2 separate regions of the Homo sapiens genome follow, and region 2 is linked to region 1. A link is a loop called in an ENCODE intact Hi-C map of the cell type or tissue named here. Cell type or tissue: OCI-LY7. All regions are shown on one strand. Links, peaks and the distances in the headings refer to the core of each region. The heading gives the core; the rest is flanking DNA.

Region 1 (8,000 bases), core at 1-8,000:
AGCTAATGGAAATATGAACAATATCCAGCAGGTTTAATTAAAGACCCAAATACTCTGACAAACGTGATGGATAGCTTTGGATAACAATGTGAATTTGGTGGATGAAAAGACTACTGTGGCTGATACGTATTTGAATGTCAGTGAACCGTTTGATGCAGTGCCTCTAGAAAAATATAACTAGCAAAATGAATTTATTCTGAATGGCTACCCTCGATAGGACACAGGCTGAAAAACAAACAGAGGGTAATGAGAACGGCAAGTCAACAAATGCAGAAAAGAAGCATCTAGTGAATTCTAAGGATGCTGGCTTTAGAACTGATCTCACTTAATACCTTCATTAATGCACAGGAAGATACAGAGTGGTGAAAGGGGCCAATGTTAGTGAACGGGGAGGGGCTGTGAATGGCAACAAGAAAGGAAAAATCACATCAAGGACTCCAGGAAATCTGGAATTATGGGAAGCAAGTAATGAAAGGGGAGTCATCTTAGAAAAACCCAAGTGAATTTGTCTAGGAGAAATTCTAACCTCCTATATTCATTCAATAGTTGGGAGAAACCTTAGAACAGGTGGGTGAATGGTCACTGGGTGGCGAGGAGGAGGTGGGTGTGTTGGGGTGGGTGTTAAGGGCCATGGAACCAGAGCATTTCTTATTTCCTATTTTAAAAGTACAAGTTCTGTAATCCCAGCACTTTGGGAGGCCAAGACAGGTGGATCACCTGAGGTCAGGAGTTCAAGGCCAGCCTGGCCAACATGGCAAAACTCCGTCTTTACCAAAAATATAAAAAATTGGCTGGGCGTGGTAGTGCGCACCTGTAGTCTCAGCTACTTGGGAGGCAGAGGCAGGAGAATTGCTTGAACCTGGGAGGTGGAGGTTGCAGTGAGCCAAGATCATGGCATTGCACTCCAGCCTGGGTAACAGACCAAGACTCCATCTTAGAAAAAATAATTAAAAAATAAAATAAATTAAAATAAAAAGTACCAGCTATAGAGCAAGGAAGTGACATTAATTTGTCTTTGTTGTACTTCATAGTTCTTCTTTTGCTTTATACTGTAAGCCAACTGAAAGAAAATCAGAAAAGAGGATCAGATGGGATTAAAGGGACAGGAGGTTGGAGGAAAATAGAAGATTAAAGGAGATTCTGGTCAATTTTTGCTCAAATGTCTGCTTATCAGTAAGTGAGGTTTTCCCTGACCACCTTATTTTAAATGTTACTTGCTCCATCCTCATCAAGCTTTGTCCTTTAAATGAGCTTTAATTTTCTTTTTAGCATTCATCTCCAACTAAAAAATATATTTCCAAAATATATTTAAAATTATATATTTAAATATATATATATAAAATCAGATATACTTTCATCAGCATATACAATGGTTAAGATCATGGACTCGGGAGCCAGTTGCCTGGGATTTAAACCCAATTCTGCCTCTTCCTATTTGTACAACTTTGGTCAAGTTATTAATCTCTCTGTGCCTTATTCTCTTCATCTGAGAAAAGGAAATAGTAACATAGGGTTGTTCCAAGGCTTAAATGATTAAGAGCAGTGGCTAGACAGAGTAAGAATGTAGAAGCATTTAGTACATAAACAAGTATCTGCTTCCCCCTCCTCCAATGCAGGTTCTACTGGAGCAGGGCTGAATTCTTCTTCTTTTTTTTTTTTTTTGAGATGGAGTTTCGCTCTGTCGTCCAGGCTGGAGTGCAGTGGTGCAATCTCTGCTCACTGCAAGCTCCGCCTCCCGGGTTCACGCCATTCTCTAGAGCAGGGCTGAATTCTATATTCAACTTGCTCCTACCCCTTGGCCTAAGAAGACGGTAACTAGTGAATGCTGAGTAAATGAAAAAGAATGAATGAATGAGACAGCTGATAGTCTATACATGTCATTAAGTATGGCATACAATCTAAAAAGCAGTCTATGATTCTCTGACACTGGGAAAAGAGGAACTATGAATGAAATAATTGATCTGTATAAAACACAAAGGGTTATTCTGATGTAACTCCGGGGGGAGATGGTCAGGATAATGGTCGCTAATGGAAAAGGGGGAGACAACAGAGATCCGTGTTTTCACTAGTGATCTGTAATCCTTCTCAGCTTTTCATTCTCTGGCAGATTTAGGCATGAATCCCACATCTTTTACCTAAGATGCATGACTGGAAATTTCTGAACCTGTCTCAACTTCAGTTTTTTCATTTAAGCATGGGATAAATAATATTACATCACATTAGGTTTGAAGATTAATCAAATGATATGATAGAACACCTGCTATGTGATATAATACAAATGATAAAACTAACTGCTAACTTTGTTTGCATCCTCCTCTGTAGTCTGTATTGGCCATTGTTCATGTATATATTATCTCTATGGGTCTCACAATTGTATGAGGTATCACATCCTCCATGCTGACATACATTAAAAAAAAAAAATCAGTCCTTCCCTCTTGACTCAGAAGAAGAGGGGTTTCTTTTCTTTTTTTCTTTTTGTAAGATTAACCCTATGCCTTTGATCCTCACCCCTCCCAATGCTTTCAAGACTCTGCTGGGTTTTTGTTTTATTTTTAACTCTTGTATCCAGTATCTTCCCTTTTCACTGGTTCTTTCATGTCTGCTTCAAACATCCTCCTTCTCCCATTTTGGAAAAACAAATCAAGAAACAAACCCCAAACCCTTTATGTGATCCCATGTCCACTCCATCTCTCCCCTCGTGTCTTTTCTCCTTTTCATTGTTGAATTTCTTGAACAAATCATTTGTATTCACTGCCTGTCCTTTCTAAGCCTCCAATGTGTCTATGAAAAGGGTCGTCAATGACGTCTTCATGGACACGCACAGCAGCTTTTCCTAAGTCCTCTTTTCCTTGACAGTTTTCCATCCTCAACCCAACTGTCATGGAGCCACATTTTTTTTTCTTTCTTTTTTATTGAGATGGAGTCGTGCTCTATTGCCCAGGCTGGAGTGCAGTGGCGTGATCTCGGCTCACTGCAAGCTCTACCTCCCGGGTTCATGCCATTCTCCTGCCTGAGCCTCCTGAGTAGCTGGGACTACAGGTGCCCACCACCATGCCCAGCTAATTTTTTTGTATTTTTAGTAGACACAGGGTTTCACTGTGTTAGCCAGGATGGTCTCGATCTCCTGACCTCGTGATCCACCCGCCTTGGCCTTCCAAAGTGCTGGGATTACAGGCGTGAGCCTCTGCATCGGCCCAGGTAGCCAAGTTTTTTTTTTTTTTTTTTTTTGAGACGGAGTCTCGCTCTGTCTCCCAGGCTGGAGTGCAGCGGCGCGATCTCGGCTCACTGCAACCTCTGCCCCTCCAGGTTTAAGCAATTCTCTGCCTCAGCCTCCGGAGTAGCTGGGATTACAGGCATGTGCCACCACACCCAGCTAATTTTTTGTATTTTTAGTAGAGACAGGGTTTCACCATCTTGGCCAGGCTGGTCTTGAACTCCTGACCTCATGATCCACCTGCCTCGGCCTCCCGAAGTGCTAGGATTACAGGCATGAGCCACAGTGCCTGGCCCCATGAAGCCACATTTTTAAGGCACTTCTCCCAGCTCCCTCTGAGTTTCTTCTCTGATTCTGCTATTGGCTCTGTGTCTGCCTGCTGCAGGTGTTCCTGCCAGTCAGGTGGGGGCCCTCCATTCTTCTCTCTCTGCTTCTGAAAGTCTTATCTGTGCATATATATAATGCTCAGATGTCTTTCTCAAGATCTGGTTTCTCAGTAGATCAAAACGTCATTTTCACTTGTCTGCAGACATTTCTATCAGCTGCCCTTGTCAGGTGGCCTCCCTAGCCACTGAATTTTGCTTAACGGAACTAGCTTGCAAAACCTCAAAATCTCAGTGTCACCTGGAATCTTCACTCTCCTTCATTTTTTTGGTCCAGTTGTCACCAGGTCTATCAATGCAACATCTTTCATATTCATTTCTTCTTTCCAATCTCACTATCACAGATCCTACACTCTTCTCATTGGATTGTTACAGTTGCCTCTTAACTGGCCACCTCACTCACTCACTCCTCCTAGACTAACCCCCAGTTCTTAGTTGGATCATATCACTATTCTGTATTTAATAATAATAAAAAAAAAACCTTGTGTGTTCACTAGTGCTAACAGAATCAAGTCCAAACTTTCAACATTGACATCCAAGGCCTTTTAAAGACTTGACCTGTATTCCACATTTTCTCCCAGTTCTTCCCTGCTTCAACCTGCCATTCAAACCAAATTGAGCTACTCACTGTCCCCTGAATAATACTTAGTACTTTTTGGCTCTAAGTATCTAGAGCCTACTTCATGTTCAAAATCGCTAAATCCTCTACCCTCTATGAAGCTATCCTGAGCAATTTATTTCTTCTCTGTCACTTACTGCATGGGTAACCCACTTAACATTTATCCTGTAGAATCATATCTTTTTTAAAAAAAAACTCTTAATATTCTTTTTGAGCTGATGATACAATAAAAAAGGTTACTAGGGTATTTACTTACTAGTTTTGTGAACTTGGGAAAGTTATTTAACCTGTAAGCCTTCAGTTTCCTCATCTGTAAAATGAGGATATTGATAGCACCTAGCTCATAGAATTGTTAAGAAGACTAAGCAAGTTAATATTTATAAAGTGCTTAGAACAGCGCCTGGCACATAATATTTTTTGTTACGTAAAAAGATAATGGTACAAAATAAGCATATAGCGTAAAGCCTCTCTCCCACCATTTCCTTTCCTAGAGACAATTACTATTACTAGTTTCCAGGGTATCCTTCCAAATATATTTTATACATATAGAAGCAGTCTTTCTTGAATGTGTGTGTGTATATAAACACACAAATATATCTAAGGATAAATGGTGTTTACATACTGTTCTGCACCTTACTTTTTCTACTTAACAATAGAGCCTGGAGAAGGTTCCATTTCAGTTCATATCAACCTGCCTCATTCTTCTTAATGGTGGCAGAGTACTCAATTGTGTGGATGTACCATTATTAGTATTTATTAACCTCACCTAGACTGTAGGCTCCTTGATGTCAAAGACTGTGTCTTATGACTCTTTGTATCATCCTCACTGCTTATATAGTCCCTTTCGAAGTCCTTTTTAAATTTGTTTACTTGCTCAACAAATATTTCAGCATCAATGACAAACCAGGTAGTATACAGTAGATACTGTGGATGCAGAGGTAAGTAAAACATAGTCCTTGTTCTCTGGCGATGCAGAGTCTGGTGTGAAAGTAGCCAGGCACTGTATGTACTTATAGCAATGTGACAGTGGCCATAATAAAGGTCTGGAGGAGATTCTCTAAGATCACAGGCAGGAAGGGCTGTAGGTTTCTGAGAGCAGCCAGGGAAGGCTTAATAGAGAAGGAGAAGTTGTCAACAATGAGGCAAATATGAAGGAAATAAAGTCCTCCACGAGCAAAGGAAACAGAATGTGTGAACTGGGTGGGACAGTAGGAAGAATACGGTATTTGGGGAAAACGACAAGTGGTTTATTCCTCACTGGAGTGCATGGGGTGTGGGGAAGAGCAAGGAAGGGGAAAGGTGGGCAAGGCAAGCTGGGCCTAGAGCCTAACAGACCTGTGGGCCATGCTAAGATTTTGGACTTTCATGGGTGAGTGGAAGGATGAAGGTGAATTAAGCTTTATTTTGCCTAGATTATTCAAACAAAACAATTACCATTTATTATTACCAAGATTTGATAAAAGAAGGTATTTTAACACTCCTTAAGTGGAAAGAAAATAATCTCAGAACAAAAAGGTTACATGTTTTATTGTGTGGGAAACTCAGAAACTTTTAGTCATTATTTATGAGAAACTCACAAAGTACAGTCATTATTTTTCTAATTTTCGTATAGATGAGGACAATCAGTTTCAGTTTACATACACCCTGGAATCTGGAACCAATGACAGGGAGGAATCTGGAAACAGACGATTTTAGAAAGAAGTCACACATGATGACAACTGTTTTAGAAAGACCTTTCCAGCTGCAGCATGGAGGATGGACCTGAGGGTAAGAAAGCCTTCAGACTGTTGGGCAACTTGGCTATTTTTTTTTTCTAGTACCAGACCACGCCAATCTTCTAGAAGGTTTCCTCACAACTCCACATCCCCAAGCTTGTAGCTAAACAAAATCAACCTCAAAGAGAGAAGGATGGCAGCACCTCAGTAAAGAACAACACATCAGGCTCTCACCTCTAGTATGTCTCCTTCAGGTCAAATGTGACCTGGGGCCATTAAAATACACACAACTTTACTGAGATGAGGCCGGTGGCTGAAAGGAAAGAGAAGGCTAGCAGTGAGAACATAAGAAATAAGAGGACACCCTTTACTCAAAGGTTCCTCCTAACCTACTCCTCAACTGGTCTGGTTGAAATGTGAGGGAGGGGGACTGAAACTGCCTTTGCAAAAATTGTAACTGAGAAAGTTATTACAGTGAAAGAGAACCTGACCTAACAGACTCCATCTTGCCTCTAACCTCCAAGGTGTCCTTGCTCATTCCTGGGCATATGCTGAACTAACTTTGAGAGAAACTTAGCTTATAGTTAAACTTTGATGACAACAGCACTTTCTCAAAACAAACCCCTTCCTACCTGGGGACTAGACTGTCTTTGCAGGACTAAAAAATTACCTACAAGATTCAAAATTATGGCTTAGGAGTCATGCAGCTGGAGGCTGTAAAATTCTGAACCTCCCCAAATTGCTCCCGGGGATAACATCACTATTGTTAAACCTAAGATCAGTGCTTAAGATACTTTGCAGACCCTGCACTCAGTGGATCTGCTGGCACCACCCAAATTAATAAACTGGCTCATCTGGTCTTGTGGCCCCCACTTGGGAAATGTCTCAGTGCAAGAGAACAGCTTCAATTCCCTATGATTTCATCTGTGACTCAACCAATCAGCACTCCCTACTTTCTGATCCCTTGCCCACCAAATTATCTTTAAAAACCCTGATCCCTGAATTTCTGGGGAGATTGATTTGAGTAACAACTCCATCTACTGTGTGGCATGGCCAGCCTCGCATCAATTAAACTCTTTCTTTACCGCAAGGCCATGGTCTTTATTTGTGCAGCAGGCAGGAAGAACCTGTCCGGTTAGGTTACAGGACCTAAGAGCACAGAGTATAAATCAGGAGTACAAATATGATCTCATTTAAACTCTTGACAAACATACAAGAAAGGCTTGATAACCTTAATTTGGCAGATAAATAAAGGGTCAGAGAAGGTCACAAAACCTCCTTGTGATGGACACGACTCAAACTCTAGTTCATCCAGTTCAAAAGCTCAAGCTCTGATTCTACTAAAGTGATGGGGATTTGCTGGGGACACTGGGAACTCCTAGAGTCACTGTTACATAGCAGGAGTTTACATTAGATTCTTAGTTGTAGAATGGGGATTTGTGCCTTTGGGGGGTGTCTGGAGTGGAATGACATACAATAGGATAAAATTAACCATAGGCAAATACATCCTGAGAGTCAGCAGAGAAAATCAGGCATTGTAGGAGAGAATAGCAATTTTTTTTTTACGTGGCCCTTTCCATACAAAAAGACTAATACTGAGGCTGCTCCACAATGTGGCTCTCCTAAGTCTACATATAAAGAAAAAAGGCCTTTGAGGGGAAAAATATAGAGAGCATTTGCATTCATTTTTTAGGACGAAAAAGTATCTGATTTGAAAAAACCTCTCAGAAAGGGCTACATTATGAGAGGAAGGTCTTCAGGCAAGTTTAATGCCTCTATTTAAATGCTAATGCTAACCTATAGCTTTGGACCACACAAAAACTAAAGTTTTTCAAAGGCCATAAAGTCAATTTAAAATGAAACCTTAATTTCTTTAAGAAAAGATATTTTATTTCTGAAGAGCCAGCTAACACACATAATTTCATAAGAGCAGTACCAATTTGATCACACCAGTGAGGAGGTAGGCGTGTTAATGGCAGAGGCTGGCCAGCATCCAGTGTGCAGGGGCTGCCTTTGTCACAATTAGGAGTCCTCCTCAAAACATCTGCCTTTGGAGCGCAACATTTGCC
Region 2 (11,053 bases), core at 1,879-9,878, 90 kb before region 1:
CAATACAGCAAGCAACAGGACTACTTAGTAAAATACAAGTTAGCAAACTATATGAAGAAATAGAAATGTACAAATAAAAGTGTTATTAAAAAAATCAGAACACCAAATGTATGCATATACAAATGGGAGCTATGGAAAATGCATACTATGAAATAAGTCAGTTTGGCATGATGTAAATGGAGTTTAACATTCACTTTTTTCTTCTATAGAATAATAATAAACTAGGAATAAGCTTATCATGATAGGGCTTACTTATTATTGACACTTTTTCATCAACATCTTTCATTCTGGTGCCATAGTATGACATCTGTATAACTACACCTCAGTCAGGGCAAACGCTAATACTATGCTCTCTATGTAGCTATGGTATTAGGTTTCTTTTTTTTTTTTAGATGGAGTCTCACTCTGTCGCCCAGGCTGGAGTGCAGTGGCTCAGTCTTGGCCCACTGCAACCTCTGCCTCCCAGTTCAAGCGATTCTCCTGCCTCAGCCTCCCAAGTAGCTGGGACTATAGGCTCCCACCATCATGCCAGGCTAAATTTTGTATTTCTAGTTGAGGCAGGGTTTCACCATGTTGACCATGGCTGGTCTTGAACCCCTGACCTCAAGTGATCCACCCGTGTCAGCCTCCCAAAGTGCTGGGATTACAGGCCTCAGCCACTGTGCCCAGCCAGGTTTCTTGAAAGACCTTAAAGGGGTTTGTGCCACTGTTTGGACTCCCATTGGAACCTAGAGCTTGGAAAAAGTAGCCATCAAGTCAAATTAACATTTTTCACCTAGTAAGAGCAAAAGCATTCTAATAAATACAAAAAGAGTGCACATACAAGTCCCCGCTCTAGGAAATGCATGTTCTCTCTGGTTGGTGGTACAAGGCTCATAGATATTAAATGAAAAGGAAGTGGAGCTTCTCAAGATGGCGGAGCATAGTACATGAGCCTGACTTACTGGAAAGATGTGGGCCATGGGGTCTCAGACAGTGGGTTCAATCCCAGTTCCGCTGCCTCCCAGCAAAGGTGAAGTTAGTTACCTAACCTTTCATGCTTCAGTATCAGGACAATATCAGGACAGCCCCACAGCTTTACTGGGAGGATTAAATAATACATTGAAAACACCTGAGGCCAGGCGCAGCAGCTCACACCTGTAATCCCAGCACTTTGGGAGGCCAAGGCGGGCAGATCAGCTGAGATCAGGAGTTTCAGACCAGCCTGGTCAACATGGTGAAACCCCGTCTCTACTAAAAGTACAAAATTAGCCAGGTGTAGTGGCTTATGCCTATAATCCCAGCTACTCGGGAGGCTGAGGCAGGAGAATTGCTTGAACCTGGGAGGCAGAGGTTGCGGTGAGCCGAGATCTTGCTATTGCACTCCAGCCTGGGCAACAAGCATGAGACTCCATCTTAAAAAAAAAGAAAAGAAAAGAAAAGAAAACATACACCAGGAGGCCACCATCATTCCTTCCCAGGTCTACACAGAGCTCACAGTGGCTTGCAGCACCTCAGGGTACAGCTTGGCACTTGGTACACACTTCTCTAAAATGACCAATATATTTGCTTGTAATTCTCCAGGAGCTCAGAACCTTAAAGATGGGGTCCATGATCTGTTTTTGTTCATTTGTAGGGTCTTTCTGGGAGAGTGCAAGGAAGGGGTGTGAAAGGGAGAAACTCCAAAGTTTTTCCTGGGGTAGGGGTCATGCTGTTACCATGAATGACTGCCCTGTGGCTTCAGACAAGGCGAATGGAACAGCAAAAGGTGAATCAAAACAGCTTTGCAAATTCAATTCCTGATAACCTCAAGACGATGCGGCCCCACACTGAGTACAGATAGGCACCTAGTGCGGCTTATTTGCACAAAGGAATGTCATCCTGGCAAAAACTATAATTTCAAAGGGAAAAAATGCACTATTGATAAGGGAATGATATAAAACTGAAGAAAAATTGAAAATTAAGGTCTCTCATCAGTATAAGGGAATGTCTGTTTCTTGATTTCAAACAGATTTTCATATTTGTGCAACTCTCCATAGAATATTTTGGATTTAAGTTAATTTGGTTTGTAAATAAAATAAAACTAATAGATAATAAAAGGCAATAGTTGATGTCCATTCCTTAAAATGACTTTTTAATTAAATATTTGAGTCCAATACAACAACACTAATCACAAAACCCAGGGTGATCGTTTCCAGATTTGTCAGCACATTAGAGCCACCTGATGGTCTCTTTAAAAGTCCAGGCCAGGCGTGGTGGCTTACACCTGTAATCCTAGCACTTTGGGAGGCTGAGGCAGGTGGATCATTTGAGTCCAGGAGTTCAAGACCAGCCTGGGCTACATGGTGAAACCCCGCCTCTACAAAAAATACCAAAAAAGTTAGCCAGGTGTTTTGGCACGTGCCTGTAGTCCCAGCTACTCAGGCTGAGGTGAGAGGACCACTTGAGCCCAGGAGTCGGAGGTTGCGGTGAGAGTGAGACAAGATTGCGCCACTGCACTCCAGCCTGGGCGACAGGATCACTTGAGCCCAGGAGGCTGAAGTTGTGGTGAGACAAGAATGCGCAACTGCACTCCAACTTGTCTCTGAAAATAAGAAGCCCAAAGCCCACACCTTACCTTGGACCACTTAAATCAGAATCTCTTGCAGTGGGATTTGGGTATCAGTAGGTCTGAAAACTCCCTCAGGTGATTCCAATGTGCAGAAGAGTGTGGGAACCACTTCTCTCTGACCTTGCTACTTAAGTATGACCGATGGACCAGTGGCATGACATCATCAGGAAGGTTTTTAGCAATCACAGGCTCAGGCCCCACCCCAGACCTAATGGGTCAGAATTCCCTTTTCACAAGAACCACAGGTGATTTGGGCATGCATTTAAGCAACAGACTCACTGCTCTAGGGCATAGCAAACTATTCCATCCACCACTGTCCACAGGTAGTTTATTTCTGCTTCAGAAATGCAAAAGCAAGTGCGGAGAAGCAAGAATGGAGATCTGAAAGCATTATTTTCTTAAAAAGTAAAGTTAGATAAATAAAAGGGCAAAGTTTGAGCCTAGGACATTTTTACAGATTATTCAGATATAAAATTTTTCAGATAAGTTATTCCGCTATATGTCCCATAACATCATGCTGTACATCTGAAATATACACAATAAAATGCATTTCTTTAAATAAATAAAATGTACCAAGTAATATTTTTAAAAAATTGTTCCACTATAACAACAAAAAAAGGGCAATAATAACTACTATTCAAATGAGGGAAAGAGGAGACCAGAGGAAAGTTCGTTGGTTTGAACACTAGGTTTGAACAAAGCTTCCAGAAAGCCTATCCACTGACAGACCAGCTCCCTTTTCCAAAATAAAGTATACACAAAGCCTTCTTTTTTATTTCATTTCAGACACTTACATTGCTTACCTCTGTATCTTATTCTCTCTGAATTCTCTATTTGAGTGCTATTTTGCTTATTTAATGCACTTTTGCAAACCCCTTAATGTGTAATTAAGGTATTCATAAAGTCTACCTTGAGGTTTTTGGGTGGCTTGAAATTGAAGAACGTAGTCAAATTATTTTGAGAAGCATTAAGTTCTAGGAGATAAGGCATACAACTCACACAAGATAAATCTACGGAGGGAAACAGATACAGAATAAGGTAAGCCAATAAAATAACAAGACAAAGGCATTAAAAACAGTGTACATGACATCAGAATATTTTAAAATTATAACAGTTGCAAAGACATCTTAATTATTCCATATGAGTGAAAGGAATAAAATCAGGAGTATGTGAAATATACAAAAAAAAGGTAGAAAACTCTCGGAGTCAATAATTTAATCCTCTTCCCCAGGGGTGGCCAATCCTTGTATGCCCTATTTTGGGGGCAGCCAAGTAACCAATCCCTGCGGCCTCTTCCGCATGCCCGCTCACTCTGCCACTAACAATGAAATGCTACAAAACTTGCCAGCATTTGAGAAAAGGATGAAAAGCAAAAGCCTTAGATAATCCTCTTGATAATTAGCCCCTAAATAACTAAATTAGATCTTTTCATAAAGAGTGGAAATGCCACAATTAGGAAACTCTCTTTGTTGTAAATTAAATTTTGTTTCAGTTGGACTTACCACTAGATCGCATTAACTATTTGAAGTGATTTAACTCATTGCTGTTATTTGATTTTTGACTCCAGATTGGATCAAACGTACATCCGAGTTTTGCATTTTATCCCAAGCACACACTTTGAATCTTGAACACTAAGTAAAGAACTACTGTGCTAATAAAGGATAGTGCTAATGAAATTACATATAAAAGATAAAAGATATGAACTATTGTTTTACCTTTCTCTATGACTTTACAGCAGACACAGAGGTAGGGGAATGAATTAGGGAAGGAATCAGGAAGGGTCACACAGTAAGGGTTATGGCCCTGTCTCTACTAGTAAGTCCTTTCTCTGCCTAAAAATGGCAACAATGCTAGCATTTCCCTCTCTCTCCTCGTTCTAGATTCTAGATCATAGTATGCGCTATTACAACCTCCTGGGGATGGCCTCTAGTGGGAGAATGGAGCCTCCTCACCCGAAGCCAAGCGAAGTGCTTCTACCTTTCTCCAAGTGGCACAGACACATGCAGACCTGGGGAAGGAAGCCAGCCTGGAGTAGTTGGGGCCCTGCCCTGAGGTGGGTAGGACATGCTATGTAAGGGGCCTCCTGGTATCTTCCCTTCTCAATAGTCACTGAAGCCAGAAAATTCCCCCCAATTTCTATGTTATTTTTCTGGACGAAACCATGCCCTTCCTTACTAAATGTAAATAGTTCCAGGAGAGACAGTACTTTGAGACATTAACACTTTGTTGGAAATGAATCAGCAAATCAAGGAAGAACTCTTCGAGGAAACCTAAGGAGAAACTGTAATTGCTTTCCAAGTGGTATCGATTTGTCCATGCTGAGCTCAGCTACATGTCTGTCAGCAGTGGTCTCAACTCTACTAACTTCACGGGACCACCAGACTCTCCTGAAAGATGATCTTTCTGTGGGCAGGTAAATGGAGATCCTTCTTGAAGCAGAAGCAGCAGCTAGTACTTAGCTAGAGACAAAGAGATGGTGAGTGCATTTCACACACTGTAGATAGCCAGTGTTTTCATATCAAGACAGAAAAAAGTCCTTGGTCTGGGTTGCTGGACATTGAACTTGAGCTGGCCTGTGGTCCCTATCAGTGCAGTGACCTCCTTGCCCACCAGAGGGCAGGAGCTCCTCGTGTCTCCATCACTGGTTTTCGGCATGTGGTCCCGGACCAGCAGCATCAGCCTCATCCAGGAGCTTATTCGAAATGCAAATTTCCAGGCCCCGCCCCAAACCTACCGAATCAGAAACCCTGAGAGTGGGGCCCAGAAATCTGTGTTATCAGGGCTTCCAGGTGATTCGGATGCAGTCTGAAGTTTGGCCTGCACCAGGAGACCAGTGAGACTGTCATCACAAAAAGAAACATATGCGGTACTTTACACACAGGAGGCTTTCAAACAGTTGACGAACTAATGAAATGTGCCATCCAAGGTTAGTGAGGACTGATCGGGCTGAAGAGAAAGGCTTGGAGCGTAACTGTGGGCTCCCTGCTCCTGTTGTCAGCAGTGAGCATTGGCAAGGCCCCCACCACTCCGCGATTTCCTACCCAGCAAATGGAAACAACCGCGGAGGTATGGAGTAGGCCAAGTGCTCCTGCCAGAGACACTAGAAAAGGCCTTCTGATGAGATGACCATCTAAGATTTGCTTTAAAATAACCCTGGGGAAGCTGGGCAGGGAGGTATATAGATGGGCTGATCACTGTTGAACCCAAATATTCATTCCAATATTCTATTTGTGCTTTGTAATTTTCCATAATAAAGCTTTAGAAAACTAGAAAAAAGTTAATTGAAAGTCTTTCAAAAACAGTAGTATTTTAAGAATGAAAATGGGCTAGAATATTTCTTAATCGTTAAAAAGTGGACTTTATTAGGGTCCTAGAAGGGGAAAAAAACCCCAGAATCAAACAGAGAAGACATATCAGCAACATTTATTTGTCATAAAAAAGGCAGGCAAAAGAAGCAAGCAGAAAGATTATCAGTGAAGAAAGCAGGTCAGAAGTAATGATTTGCTCACTTCCCTAGAAATCTAAAGAAAAACATTATACACTGTCAACTTCAAATAAGATCAGAAAATTATAAACAAGGATCAAGCTTTGAAGAAAATTTGACAATGGTAGGACTAATTTCATTAAATGTGAACAAGGTGTCATAACAAATACCTTATATAAAACTACAAATTGTGGAGTTAGAGTTGAAAGAATCAACTAAATAAAGACAGCAAAAAAGAATGAAAAATATGTATTTGTGAATCCCTGGTGCTCAATAATAAGGGTAAAAGAGCTAACAGATTTAAAATGCAAAATGTAGGCCCGGGCACAGTGGCTCACACCTGTAATCCCAGCACTTTGGGAGGCTGATGCGGGCAGATCACTTGAAGTCAGGAGTTCCAGACCATCCTGGCCAACATGACGAAACCCTATCTCTACTAGAAATACAAAAAATTAGCCAGTCGTGGTGGTGCGTGCCTGTAGTCCCAGCTACTCCAGAGGCTGAGGCAGGATAATCACTTGAACCCAGGAGGCGGAGGTTGCAGTGAGTTGTGATCATGCCACTGCACTCCAGCCTGGGCAACAGAGTGAGACTCCATCTCAAAAAAAATGTTTTTTTAATTTTAAAAATAAGATTTTCAAAATGCAGAATAAAGAGTGTAATAAAATATAAATGCAAAAGCAAAATAAAGAAAAGAATCTGTTAAAGAAAAAAAAGACTAATTCATCTGCACTGAGTAACAGAGGAAAAGAAAAGAAATCATTAAATATTCAGGGAGTATTGAAGAAGTAATGATCGATCTCTTAAAAGGAAAAAATAAAGCCAACATTCCATCTCCTAGTCTTAAATATCATTGACTGCATCTCAGCCACATCATCATATTGCAGATCTGTGCCTTTTTCTCTCTCAGCAGTTATCGGTGCCTTTTTTACATGGAAAGCAAAGGATCAATATGTAAATTGATACACAAATTAGTGATATCAAGTCTGGCATTATTAAACCATATTACATACTGCAACGTTTAAGTTTTCAGATAATTCAGTGATCAATCTAGAATGACAATTACATACCTTCAATTTTATTCGCTGAAAGATCCAACTTCTGTAGATGAACATATCCACAGAGAATGCTAACATCAATTAAATTACAACCCTGAGAAAACAAAAGGTAAAAGACTTTAATGTTGCTTTATCAGGTTACTACTCAGCCTTCTTGCAATAACTCTTGATGGAAAGAAATCCAGAATTTCTTTCACAAGTATAGAAGAAGAGAGAGAACAAAATCTGAAGCCTGCTACTAATAGGATCTCAAAACAGATGCCATAAAAAAAAAGCCCTTCCTTTGAAGAAAATAATAGCTTAATAACGTTAGTGTTGTTAGCAAAAACAAATACAACATGAAAGGCCAATTTAAAGCAGTGTTCATGGAGACCGTTAGAACAGAGTCTTTTTTTTCTTTTAATAAATCACACAATAGCAATAAAGACAAGGCCTTTACCTAGTAGAAGAAAAAAATGTCTAGAATTTAAATGAAGTTTTAAAGAGAATTCACACCTCATCAGGAAATCATTAATAACAATACTACCTACACTTTCACCTTTTCATTTTCAAAGCTCTTTCACAATAATCTCATCTGATCAAACACACCTGTGAAATCTGTAGGGCAGCTTATTCCCAATTTAGAGATGAGGGATGTGAGGTACAGAGAGGTAGGTTAACAGCCTGAAATCACACAGCAAGTTAGTTATAGAGAAGCAGTATCTAAGTCTCTTGAATCCTTGTCCAAAATTCTTTCCAGGATATCTTGATTCTAGTCAACTTCAGATGAGGTTGAGGGGAATTTGGTTGAGTGGAACAAAGACTTCTATGATTGTTTTATGTCGTGATGGCGGAGTCAGAAAACAAGCAAACCAATGAAGAGTCATTATAAGCACGTTCTCATATAGAATAATGGTGATTGTTTAATGAAGGCCGCTAGAACAGTAATAATAAATAAACACTTACTGAATATTTACTATTTACAAGGCATTGTGCTTGGCATGATGAGAAATGCAATGATGGAAGAGAGCTATATTGTGCCCTTAAGAAACTTATGACTTTGGTAGGAGAGAAGATATGTACACAAATAATAAGAGAAAGTAAAAAAAATAACATGTAACATAAGTAAGACATAAAGGAAAAAAAAATCACCAAACTAGGCAACTCTAAGAAAGTGTATTCAGTAAGACAGGTTATTAAGTCAAAGTAATTCAACGTGTAATATCTCAAATGTAAGGAGGTCAGTGGCAAAATAAATTAAGCTTCAGTCCATCCAGCTGAAATAAGATTTAAAGGATTGCTTTTTGGGGTAGATCAATTTAAGGCATAGCACTACCTACAGAAGTAGAATATTGATTGAAAGGGGCTTGTGTGGGGATGCACTGGCTGCTGGAATTATATACCATATTCCAGCGTCAAACACAGTGCAATGCATACAGGGTGCTCCCTGTATGTTATTGCCTGACTGGCTGAGTCATCCATAAAATGTTACAAAGTGAAAATAGAAAAAGATTACTGTTTTAATATGCTGACCTTGAAGGACATGCCCATGGAACTAGCAAAGGTGAAAAAAGTTTAACATTTCTTGCTTAGCTTACTCATTCAAATCCAAGATAGAACAGGCTTATAGTGAATTACATACCCTTTCGCCAAATCATGGTGCCATGGTAAAATTTCAATGTGCGTTTTTTTTTTCTCATATGTACCTAAATTTACTCTGTGGATCTCCAATGAATATTTAATGCTTTACAATATAAGGAGGCACAACGACTTAAATTGTTTTTCTAGGACTACAGAGAGACAAAATGAGGAAAGAAGCAAGTATTCCCAGTAGTTTGCTCTTACAGCCTCTCTTTTGATAAAATTGAAGCCAAGGTTTTGTGCTACTCTATGATGAGTACTGAAATCTTAAAAACTGATGAATAATAATAGATTTTTTTTTTCTTTAATGATAGGTATCTTTTGGAAAGTAAGGTATAGCTCAAAGCCTCTTATTTCTTGACATACTTAGTGGGGAAAGTCAATATCAAAATACTTTGTTCCCTTGGATTCAGATATAAAGTTTAGTGTTTCTTCCACTGATCAGAGAGAAAATTCTTAAAGAGTCTTTGATTGGTTTTACAGAATCAAATTCAACCTCCTGGAAAGAAAGCATTGATTACTATAATATAGACTACTTAAGATGAAAGAAATAGAGTGTGAAGAGAATGAAAACTAAGAAATTTGGGGGGCTGATTACTGAATTGGTCAGGGCTCTTTGAAGTCTAATATTTACAGAAATATCTCTTGTCACCAGTCTCCATCAAATGCGAGGCTCCAAGATTTGCTGTCACCACAAAAGCTAAGAGTACTGAAGAAAATGAATATGGTCTAGCCAGTGTCAAGCTGTAGCCAGCCAATGGAGATTTTGTCATACTCACTGATAAAGTTAGATTGAGGTAGACTTGCTCAGTCCCAGAGCCTGAGCGCCCCAAGTGATGGAGTGCTTTGGCCACAGCCTCCTCTCTCAGGACCCCATCAAATTCCTCCTGTAAAAAACCCAGAAAGGTAGACAAAGAAAAGATTCTCATTAGAAAAGAAACAATCTATCTTGTCATATCCAGCACTTATTTAGTATATTTTATACCCAGGAGCTGAGCTCTCCAAAATTTACCAACCCCCAAAAAAATTCTGTGTTGATAACATATACATATTACATATAATTAAATAACTATCTGCCAAATCAATGTTTTCATTGCCACTGTTTTTTTCAGGTGGTCACTTGCATTAGGCATTCAAAGTTGAGTGAACATTGTAGCAGTAGAAGCAGCAGTATCAGTGGTGGTATTGATTGAGGGGTTCTCTATTCCAGACACTGTACTAACAGCTCTCAATGAATGAACTCATTGAATCCTTTGGACAACATGGAGATAGTTACTCTTATCTCCACTTTACAGGCAAAAGAATTAACGTTTGGAGGTTAACTTGCCTGAAACCAAACAGATAGTATGTGACAGAGCTGGAATGAAAATCCCAATCTGTCCAGTCCCAGGGCAATTCTCCCAAACTGCCCTAACCACTGCATTTGACTGCTTGCCCACACCCCAAAGGATGGTTACATCAAATTAAGGCAATTATCTCTCTAAATCTGGTATTCTTGCCAGATTGGTAGAGAAAACAGGTCCTTCAGTTCACTTCCTATTAGTCAATGTTGCTAGATTTATAAAATGTATAAGATTTTTAAAAAGGTGATGATCATTTCCATAAGGAGGTTGGCCCTTGGTCTATAGACATCACAAGAACCAAGGGCACCCTGACAAGCCCTTCCTCCAACAATGACAGACAAAAGAGATAACAGGTGGGTCAGTATTATGTTTGTGCTGCCTTCAACTCCATAATGACCAGCACATTAACACTGACATCAACATGAGAACACAAAACATAAGTGATCACATCAGTCACACCGACATAACTAGCCATGACTAGCATATAGATAACCATGGCAAAATACCCTTTTTCTAAGTCCTCTATATGAATTCAGGAACCAACAATGCAGCTCTGGCTGTAGGTACTGATGACATACGCATGTAGGCTTGTGCTATGATAAAGAGCTTCTTGCCGGGCGCGGTGGCTCACGCCTGTAATCCCAGCACTTTGGGAGGCCAAGGTGGGCGGTTCGCAAGGTCAGGAGATCGAGACCATCCTGGCTAACACGGTGAAACCCCGTCTCTACTAAAAATACAAAAAAATTAGCCGGATGTGGTGGCGGGCGCCTGGAGTCCCAGCTACTCAGGAGGCTGAGGCAGGAGAATGGCGTGAACCCAGGAGGCAGAGCTTGCAGTGAGCCAAGATTGTGCCACCACACTCCAGCCTGGTTCAGGGAAGTAAATACCACCTGCATGGAGGCAGCACATGGCTTCAGAATTGGGCAGGCATGGCTTGAACCCCAGCCCTGCCATTTTG

The links. A loop is a pair of places that touch in the nucleus more often than their neighbours do. Peaks named below come from ENCODE experiments on the same cell type or tissue, not always from the same donor. Only the 100,000 strongest peaks of a DNase experiment are listed, where the experiment ranks them.
Region 2: it touches region 1 in a loop (4-fold over the local background); 2 of 110 quality-filtered maps call a loop at or near these places.

What each region holds. Positions count from the first base shown.
Region 1 is chr7:134,046,900-134,054,899 of GRCh38, reverse strand. All of the region lies in intron 17 of EXOC4 (exocyst complex component 4), which reads right to left. Among named protein-coding and RNA genes, the nearest start is that of LRGUK, 76 kb to the left of the region's middle. In OCI-LY7, for the core only: no CTCF peak of the experiment used is centred there; a DNase peak (open chromatin) is centred at 3,719; H3K4me3 peaks cover 376 bases; H3K27ac peaks cover 2,615 bases.
Region 2 is chr7:134,135,609-134,146,661 of GRCh38, reverse strand. LRGUK (leucine rich repeats and guanylate kinase domain containing) reads right to left here. Exons shown (of 20, transcript NM_144648.3): 2 at 9,532-9,639; 3 at 7,145-7,226; 4 at 3,500-3,600. Among named protein-coding and RNA genes, the nearest start is that of LRGUK, 14 kb to the right of the region's middle. RefSeq lists a silencer at 5,249-5,318. In OCI-LY7, for the core only: CTCF peaks have their summits at 4,982 and 5,196 (motif pointing right); a DNase peak (open chromatin) is centred at 5,221.